Linked DNA regions of Homo sapiens: region 1 is linked to region 2. A link is an interaction called in ENCODE POLR2A ChIA-PET data of the cell type or tissue named here. Cell type or tissue: Caco-2. All regions are shown on one strand.

Region 1 (5,000 bases), 170 kb before region 2:
ATTCCCTAATTGCAGCTCTTACATTTTACTTTGACAAGTATTATAAACACAGAGGCAGTAATCCTAGTAATAGTCTTGCAAATTTTCATTTCAAGGCGCTGACAATTGCTAGCAAACACCATCAGATTGTGAAAATGGACCTGAGAAGTCGGTATCTGGACTCTCTTAAGGCTATTGTTTTTAAACAGTATAATCAGGTGAGCCAATCAGTGACTCTCTTTAAAGGTAAATCTTTATTTTCTCTTTGACACAGGAGTTAGAAGCTACTGGGAAAATCTACCTCCGACAAGAGGAGATCATTTTAGATATTACCGAAATGAAGAAAGCTTGCAATTAGTGAACATGAAAGGAAAATAAAAATTCCTCACAGTCATCTTTTTATAATTGTATTGTGTTTTATACCACTCATTAGTCACTGGAGTCTGTGTTGTAGATCTCAGCTTCCAAATCACCTGATCACACTAGAATTTGTTTTCTCTTTAGAGAAACTTCACATTATCTTTTGAAGCTAAATATATTATTCTATGAAACAACAGAGAAGTAGAATTAACTTTTTGTCCCATCACTCAAGCAGGTTATACAGGCACTGGAATTAAAGGGAAAAGCAGTGGTTTTTTAAATCCCAAAGTTCATTTGTTAAAATAATTTGAATGTAATGTTCCCCTCTAATGACAAATACAGATCTGTCCTTACAGATGCAGGGGTGTTTTTTCAAACTATGCATGGCAGATGTCTGCATATGTGTTGACACTCCTGTGAGTGGATTGTTAATGCTCTGTGTATATCTTTGAGCCACTAGAGATGTTATACTTCTGTATTTTCATCTGTTCTAAGCAGAAAGAAGTGACAGCTCTCTGCAAGCAGTCCCTCTTTAAGGAAAAACTAACATTAAGAAGTTATATCATGAGGCCAGGCACAGTGGTTCACGCCTATGATCCCAGCACTTTAGGAGGCCAAGGTGGGAGGAATGCTTGAGCCCAGGAGTTTGAGATGAGCCTGGGCAGCATAGGGAGACCACATCTCTACAAAACAAAAAATAAATAATATATATTTTTTAAACTTAGATCATGATTTTCTTCTCTAGCCATCCCCTCCTACCTACTACCCTCTCACCAAATTGATATAAACTGTTCTGCTATAATACGACAGTAGTGGCCAGGCACCATGGCTCATGCCTGTAACCCTAGCTCTTTGGGAGGCCAAGAAGGGCAAATCCCTTGAGCCCAGGAGTTCAAGACCAGCTTGGGCAATATGGCGAAAACCCGTCTCTACAAAAAATACAACAAATAACCAGGCATGCCGGGCGCGGTGGCTCACACCTGTAATCCCAGCACTTTGGGAGTCCGAGGCGGGCGGATCACAAAGTCAGGAGATCAAGACCATCCTTGCTAACACGGCGAAACCTTGTCTCTACTAAAAATACAAAAAAATTAGCCAGGCATGGTGGCGGGTGCCTGTAGTCCCAGCTACTTGGGAGGCTGAGGCAGGAGAATGGCATGAAACCGGGAGGCAGAGCTTGCAGTGAGTGGAGATAGTGCCACTGCACTCCAGCCTGGGCGACAGAGTGAGACTCTGTCTCAAAAAAAAAAGTAGCCAGGTGTGGTGCCGCATGCCTATAGTCCCAGCTACCTGGGAGGCTGAGTTAGGAGGATCTCCAAAGCCCAGGGAGACTGAGGCTGCAGTGAGCCATGATCATGCCACTCACTCCAGCCCGAGCAACAGACTGAGATATTGTCTAAAAAAAAAAAAAAGACAGTGGCATTCTTACGAAAATCCACGTTGTCAAGCACAGAACTATAAAAACAATGGATTCAGTGGGTGAAGGTAGGAGAAGGGGTTCAAGAGATTCAGACTTACAGTAGGAAAGTTATTTTTCCAATCTCAGTAAGTTTTTTAGGGTTATGAAGATTGAGCACTGACGACGCTGAAATACCACAGTGCAAATGCTTCCGTAGATTCCCTGGGCTCTGCACTCACCAGATCCATTTCTATGATAAAGCACAGAGCTCCTCAAACAGAACAGTCGAGTTGCAGGCTCAGCAGCCTCCTTGTCAGTGTCCTGCTCAACTCAGCCAACTCAGCCAGGATATGGCTTTGGATCTTTCTGTTGGAAAAAAATAAACATTTGACATACTTTAATATACTAAAAAAAAAATTAATATCTGTACTTCAAGATGTCAAGATTAGTAAAATATTCACTTTTTTTTCCCTAGACCTTTGAAACTCACAACTCTACGACACCTCTACAGGAAAGAAGCCTTGGACTAGATATAAATAGTACGTGTGTGTTAATATGAAACTGAATTTTGGAAATGCATCATTCCCTTATAGATTTCTTTCACTTGGTAAAACGTGTATAGTAGGATCCTAATTTAAAACTTTTATTGTTTTCAGAAAAATTGAAAAGTAAATATCTGTTGAAGGAGGAAAGCTAATCTACCATAGTTCTCCTTTAGAATTTACTAGAATAACAATAAACAACAAAACAATAATTACAAAAACAAAAGTTAGCTAATAGTTGTTGAGCATTTCTTGTGTGCCAGGCACCACACTAAGATGTTTATATGTATTCTTTCCTTAATCTTCACAGTAGTCCTGTGAATAAGCGCCATTCATCAGGAAACTGGGTTTCAGGGAGGTATGGTAACTCTCTAGGCAAAGTCACACAGCTAAGGAGTGGCAAAACTGGGAGTAAAATCCAGGTACGTCTGGATCTGGAGCCCATGCTCTTAATGCGCTGGATAAACTTCTAGAACAATGAGAATCATGACTGTATTGCTACTCACAGATGTCTGAAGTCTCTCACTAGAAAACCCAAGAGAAAAGAGTACAGAACTACTAAAGTAAATTTACAAAAGTGGTGGGGTAAAATAAAAATTCATAAAAAAATGAAAACTTTCCTATCTCTTAGTAGAGATTTGGCAATGAAATGAAACAGTGCCACTGTTATAAACTAAACACTTTTATGATTTTCCAGTGTCATAGGAACTGCTGTTGATCTCATCTTAGGTAAAGAAATCAGGATATAAAATTGTGTGTATCTTACGATTCCAGTTTTAAAAATACATAGGTGAGGCTAGGAACAATGTTATGCATCTGTGGTCCCGGCTACTTGGGAGGTTGAGGAGGGAAGATCACGAGCCCAAGAGATCCAGTCCAGACTGGGCAACATAGTGAGACCCTGTCTCTCTTTTTTTTTTTTTTTTTTTTTTTTTTTTTAAGACAGAGTCTCACTCTATTTCCTAGGCTGGAATGCAGTAGCATGATTTCAGCTCACTGCAACCTCTGCTTCCCAGGTTCAAGCGATTCTCTTTCCTCAGCCTCCCAACTATCTGGGACTACAGGCGCCTGCCACCACACCTGGCTAATTTTTGTATTTTTAGTAGACATGGGATTTCACTATGTTGGCCAGGCTGGTCTGGAACTTCTGACCTCAAGTGATCCTCCCGCCTCAGCCTCCTGAAGTGCTGGGATTACAGGTGTGAGCCACCGTGCCCAGCCGAGACCCCATCTCTTAAAAAAAATACATATATAGGCTGGGTGCCATGGAGATATATATATATATATATGTGTGTGTGTGTGTGTGTGTATATATATGTGTGTGTATATATATATGTATATATATGTGTGTATATATATATGTATATATATATGTGTATATATATGTGTATATATATGTGTGTGTATATATATGTATATATATGTGTGTGTATATATATATACACATATATGCATCTTTATTTTTATTCACTGTAAAAAGAGCTAGGCAAAAATATACTAAAATGCTAACAGTGCTTATCTCTGGGTGGTAGAATTATGATTTTTATTTTCTCTTTTATCAACCTGTACTTCACTACCCTAAGAAACTTCCCTACACTAAGAAATTATTACAGCCAAGAGAAGAAGCAGTAAATATTATTTTAAAATTATACAAACAATTCGAAGGGTTAGGAATGAAAGGAGGATAATTTAAGGATGAAATATATTCCTAACGGCTGTTTTATTTGAAATCTTCCACCCATAGTGGATTCAAGGATCATTCATGAAAACATAGTAGAAAAAGAGAGAGTCCAACGAATAACTCAAGAAACATTTGGAGATTATCCTCAACCACAACTAGAATTTGCACAATATAAGGTAAGATGTCGTAATAAATATTAAGTACAAGATATCAACATTGTTTAAAAAGAACAAAAACCTTAAGTGGAAAACAGATCTAAGAAACTGTTCCTTTTTCACTTGTCACTTAAATTTCATGTAATAAATTTATGAATTAAATAGACCTCTTTATTGTATTTATAAGTTCCTCTGTTAGCAAAAGAGACCTTTAGAAATTATGAATCTGGGCTGGGCGTGATGGCTCACTGCAACCTCTGCCTCCCAGGTTCAAGCAATTCTCCTGCCTCAGCCTCCCGAGTAGCTGGGATTACAGGCACCTGCCACCTCACCTGGCTAATTTTTTTTTTTGGAGTTTTAGTAGAGACGGGGTTTCATCGTGTTGGCCAGACTGGTCTCGAACGGCTGGCCTCAGGTGATCCACCTTGCCTCGGCCTCCCAAGGTGTTGGGATTACAGACGTGAGCCACTGCGCCCAGCCATAAGTTGATAATTATTTTACCTGGGTGATGTGCACATGGGGCTCATACCGTGCTCCTTACTTTTGTATATGTTTAAAATCTTCCATAATTAGAAGTTAAAAAGATATCTCAGTTGGGCACAGTGGCTCACACCTATAATCCCAGCACTTTGGGAGGCTGAGGCGGGCGGATCCCTTGAACCCAGGAGACTGAGACCAGCCTGGGCGACACAGCAAAACCCTGTGTCTACAAAAATTCAAAAATACAAGGTGTGGTGGCATGTGGCTGTGGTCCCAGCTACTTGCACTGAAGCGGGAGAATGGCTTGAGCCAGGGAGGTCGAGGCTGCAATGAGCCATGTTCGTACCACTCCAACTTGGGCAACAAAGTAAGACTCTGTCTCAAAAAAGAAACAAAGAAAGAAA
Region 2 (5,000 bases):
AGCCAGGGCGTGTGACCAGCTAAAGGGGAGGCATCCCCCACCACCCCAGGAACAAAGGCCTATAAGGCCCAGCTGGGGGCCCCAAGAACCCAGAGAAGCTCCTACAAGAAAGAGGCAGCTTGAAACATCTGCTAGCCCTCAAGAGCCAGGCCAGCTAGGACTCGGCCAGCACCACCAAGTGCAAATGTCCCTGCCCTGTCCCGTTCCCTTTCCATCCTTCCACTCCCGCCACCCCTGGAGTCATCCAAATCTGTTGGCCTTAGGGGCAGGAACAGTCTGTTAATCATCTAATAGTGAGCAAAAGTCACAAAGCACATGGATATTTTATCAGAGAGGGATCATCTTCCCCTGTGGAGTGACCTTTATAGCAGCGACTTTCATGGCAGGAGTAATTTTTATAGGTGACAAAGCAAAACCTGCATCTGGCTTATAACCCACGCGTGGTGTGATTTTCCAGCTGCAGCAGCCTCTAGACTTTCCCTCTTCCAAGCTGGACCCTTGGTATCTGGCAAAGCCCGGATGGTTTTCTTCTCAAACCTATTGTCCCTTCTGCTATCTGGTTTGTGGAGTTGCTTGCAGAGGGCATGGTAACCCCACACCTGCACAGTATCACCCGTTTTCTAACACACTTCTGAGATCCAGGGGGAGCTACGGGCAGGTCCTGGATGGGCTGGAGACTCTGCCATTCTCATCACATTTCTGCCTGCTGATCTCATCCGGGCCCTCAAGAACTCTCTGTTCCTTACAGATTAAATGCAAATGGGCGCTGTGGCCACCTCCCCTGGCTGGTGCCTGCCAGTCTGTCCTCCCGTCAGCATCATTGCAAATACTTCTGAGATAGACCAGAGATGGGACTTGGACCCCTGCCCTGCCTCATCGAGGACTCTACTACAAGCTGGTTGGGGAGGGTGGCCCATGGCAGGCACAGACCCCAGTCAGATCATCCAGACGTTGCACCACAAATCTTGCTCAAGGTGCCATGCCCACTGAGTGCAGACCTTGAGGAAACGAAAACAAACAGCTCCCACCTTAAATCTTACTCAAGGGAGTTAACCCTATAGCCCGCACACACAGAAGACCAGAAAAATGACCATCTTTACCCTTTGCCTCATTATAATACTAAAAATCATGCCCGAGGGTGGAGCTTTAACATGCTAATGAGACATACCACACATCAAGAAGCATGTGACCAGACTGCACAGGCGCTGAACATTCCCCACCTCCACATGCTTAAACATCGCCCTTTTCCCATCCTACCTCCTTTCAGAATGCCGGGAGTGGTGGCTCATGCTTATAAACCCAGCACTTTGGGAGGTCGAGGTGGGCAGATCATATGAGGTCAGGAGTTCAAGACCAGCCTGGCCAACATGGTTAAACCCCGTTTCCACTAAAAATAAAATAGTCAGGCATGGTGGTACATGCCTGTAGTCTCAGTGACTCAGGAGGCTGAGGCAGGAGAATCTCTTGAACCAGGGAGGTGAAGGTTGCAGTGAGCTGAGATCACGCCACTGCACTCCAGCCTGGGTGACAGAGTGGGACTCCATCTCAAAAAAAAAAAAAAAAAGACAGGCCGGGCACGAGGGCTCACGCCTGTAATGCCAGCACTTCGGGAGGCCAAGGTGGGTGGATCACCTGAGGTTGGGAGTTCAAGAGCAGCCTGGCCAACATGGTGAAACCCCTCTCTACTAAAAATACCAAAAAAATTCTCCGTGCGTGGTGGCGCATGTCTGTAATCCCAGCTGCTTGGGAGGCTGAGGCACGAGAATTGCTTGAACCCAGGAGGCAAAGGTTGCAGTGAGTCAAGATCACGCCACTGACTGCACTCCAGCCTGGAAGACAGAGCAAGACTCCATCTCTAAAAAAAAAAAAAAAAAAAAAAGAACGCCTTCTGGACTTTTTGGGGAGTCAGCCCCTGAACCTCCACTCCAGTGCTGCCTTCTTTATGTTTGAACATAAGCCTCTAACAAAAGCCTCGTCCAGGAAAGTTTGAGTACATCAGAGCCTAAGACCCCATGGTCGGCAACACTTCCTCTCTCCATCCCCATCTCTGCCATTCTTGGTTTTTACCTCTTTCCCGCTAGGGCATCACCTGCAGTTCCCCAAACCACACTCTTCTCTAGAGATGTTTGAAGAAATCTGAATATGCCTGGTCTCTTACAGGGGCCCTAAATGGGGGTGATTTTGCCCCCCAGGGGACATTTGGCAATGTCTGACATTTTTGTCATCATGACTTGGGGTGCTGGTGTTACTAGCATCTGGTGAATAAAAGCCAGAGATGCTGCTAAAACTCCTTCAGTACCAGCCCCCAACTGTAACGAGGAATGATCCAGCTCCGAATGTCAGAAGTGCCGAAGTGGAGAGCTGATAACTCAACGATGGCAGATTACATCTGGCTGTTCCTTATCTTATGACCCAGGCAGGATGCTGTGAACCAAATCTATGTCCCGGACACACTGGAAAACTGGCCGGCAGGACCCTGGGCACCAAGTCACAAAGGGAAGAGGAGGGGCATCAGAAGGGGAGCCACTAACCCCATGTACCTTCAACCGGAACAGCCAGGCGGCAAATCCCAAATGGCTCTCCAAAGCTCACTTGCTCGTGGGAGAAGGTTGCATTGAGTCCAGCCACCTCAAAGGTCAGCTCTTCCGGGGTGCCCTGAGCCAATGAGATGGTGATCAATAGGTCCTGTCCAAGCTCCAAATGGTCAGAAGCCCAGGAGGCCTGCAGCCCTGACAGCAGCTCCACCAAGTGGACTGTAATGTTTCTGGAGATTGTAGAGGTGGTGGTGTTGCCGGTGGCTTGGATCTCCAGGCGGTGCCTCCCAGGGCCCATCAGTTTCTGGGTTTCTCTGTCCAGGATCAGATTGTACGGTAGCGAGCCCTTTTGGGTGGTGGACTCGGCCAGGGTTATGTCACCCAAAAGCACAGTGTAAGTCACTCCTGTTCCTAAGTGGGGTAAGAAAAATTAAAGAATGTTGGTAACAACCATGCGGTTGATAATACTATGGCAGCTCAGAGTCAGTCTCTGAAGCCTGATTCTGGATACAAACTTGGATACAGATGCAGACATAAAGAAATATGTAAGGATATGCCCCCTTCTCAAATATTAATGGTGGTTATCCCTGAGTATTAGGTTAATGACTGATTTCGTCTTTCTTTTGAGACAGGGTCTGGCGCTGTCGCCCAGGCTGGAGTGCAGTGGTGCGATCTCAGCTCACTGCAACCTCTGCCTCCCCGGTTCAAGTGATTCTCCTGCCTCGGCCTCTGGAGTAGCTGGGATTACAGGCGCCTGCTACCACACCCAGCTAATTTTTTGTATTTTTAGTAGAGACAGGGTTTCACCGTGTTAGCCAGGATGGTCTTGAACTCCTGACCTTGGATTTGCCCGCCTCAGCCTCCCAAAGTGCTGGGGTGACAGGCGTAAGCCACCGCTCCCGGCCGTGATTTTGTCATCTGGGGGTCCGCTCTGTTCATTTGCATATTCTAACTTATTTATACTATACATGTCTTACCCGAGAACCTAAATATTTGTAATTAAAAAATTACCACATTTAGTTGCCAGGGATGTCCTGGTCGGGGGAGGAGGAGGAGGACTAAAAGGGAGCATTTCTTAAGGGTGGGGGCTGATTTTTATGCATGAGAATTAGCTTTGGGTCTTGTTTTAAGCAGGAGCAAGTAAAGCCATTCCTTCATCCTACACTGGTGACCGCCCAGAACCCTGCAAACCAACATGAGAACTCAGCCCGTTCACGGGAAGATGGGGGCTCCCTTGCAGGTTGCAGATGGTTGTTCTTACTGGATGATAAATATTGCGGTTGACTCTTAAAATCTGACTTAAATCAACAAATTAGGATTCCTTCCAATAAAAACCAAGCTAGCGTAGTTCTCATCTGGGTGATGATGATGATAACTACGATATAAGCCCCATGAGAATGGGAACCCTGACTTTCATATTTACTGCTGCCTCGCCCACACCCGGCAGAGTAGTAGGCACTCAATTATATTAGTAGGATGAGTAAATAAATGAAGGATTATTTTGTTTCCTCAGGGGAACATATGAGCCCTCTTCATCCAACAAACATGCAAGAACAGAAGGGGTTTCCTGAGGGCTGTGTTAAAGCCCCATTATGACTTCCACAGCTATTGCTATGAGAGGGCTCCAGGTGGGATGTGAGGTCAAACCGAGCCACCTGCTCATTGCACTAGCTCTCTGCTGCCCTGTTTACATCAACAGGCCTCTATTCTAATCTCAAACTGGTCCTGGGCTTCAGGAAAAACGCTGCCCTGGGTGAGGATGAGTCTTAGCCAGGAGAGTCTCTATTGAGAGAAAGGATGATAATTTAAAATATTTAACAACCAGCACAGCATGGGCGCCAACCAATTAGAATGGATGCTCTGATAAATCAGAATAGACACTGCGACCAACAAATAGATGCCATGACCAATCAGAATAGATGCTGTGACCAATCAGAATGGACACCCTGACCCATCAAAATAGACATGACAACCAATCAGAGCAGTCTCTGTGACCGATTAGAAAACACAGGCTGGGCGCGGTGGCTCATGCCTGTAATCCCAGCACTTTGGGAGTCCGAGGCGGGTGGATCATGAGGTCAGGAGTTCAAGACCAGCCTGGCCAATATGGTGAAACCCTGTCTCTACTAAAAATACAAAAATTAGCTGGGTGTGGTGGTGGGCGCCTGTAATCCCAGCTACTTGGGAGGCTGAGGCAGGAGAATCGCTTGAATCCAGGAGGCGGAGGTTGCACTGAGCTAAGATCATGCCATTGCACTCCATCCTGGGACACAGCGAGACTCCATCTCAAAAAAAAAAAAAAAAAAAAAGGAAAACACACTGTGGGCAGGCACAGTGGCTCATGCCTGTAATCCCAACATTTTGGGAGGCCGAGGTGGGCAGGTTACCTGATGTCAGGAGTTCAAGACCAGCCTGGCCAACATGGCGAAATCCCATCCCTACTAAAATAGAAAAAAATAAAAAATT

Evidence for each region. Peaks named below come from ENCODE experiments on the same cell type or tissue, not always from the same donor. Only the 100,000 strongest peaks of a DNase experiment are listed, where the experiment ranks them.
Region 1: POLR2A ChIA-PET joins it to region 2 with 6 read pairs; 6 of 35 experiments call an interaction of 5 or more read pairs at or near these places.

Annotation. Positions count from the first base shown.
Region 1 is chr16:81,022,502-81,027,501 of GRCh38, forward strand. CENPN (centromere protein N) reads left to right here. Exons shown (of 11, transcript NM_001100624.3): 7 at 96-197; 8 at 2,214-2,277; 9 at 4,025-4,137. CENPN-AS1 (CENPN antisense RNA 1) reads right to left here. Exons shown (of 4, transcript XR_007065134.1): 3 at 1,978-2,104. Among named protein-coding and RNA genes, the nearest start is that of ATMIN, 11 kb to the right of the region's middle. In Caco-2, no CTCF peak of the experiment used is centred here; no DNase peak of the experiment used is centred here.
Region 2 is chr16:81,196,122-81,201,121 of GRCh38, forward strand. It overlaps the pseudogene PKD1L2. Among named protein-coding and RNA genes, the nearest start is that of BCO1, 40 kb to the right of the region's middle. In Caco-2, no CTCF peak of the experiment used is centred here; a DNase peak (open chromatin) is centred at 2,740.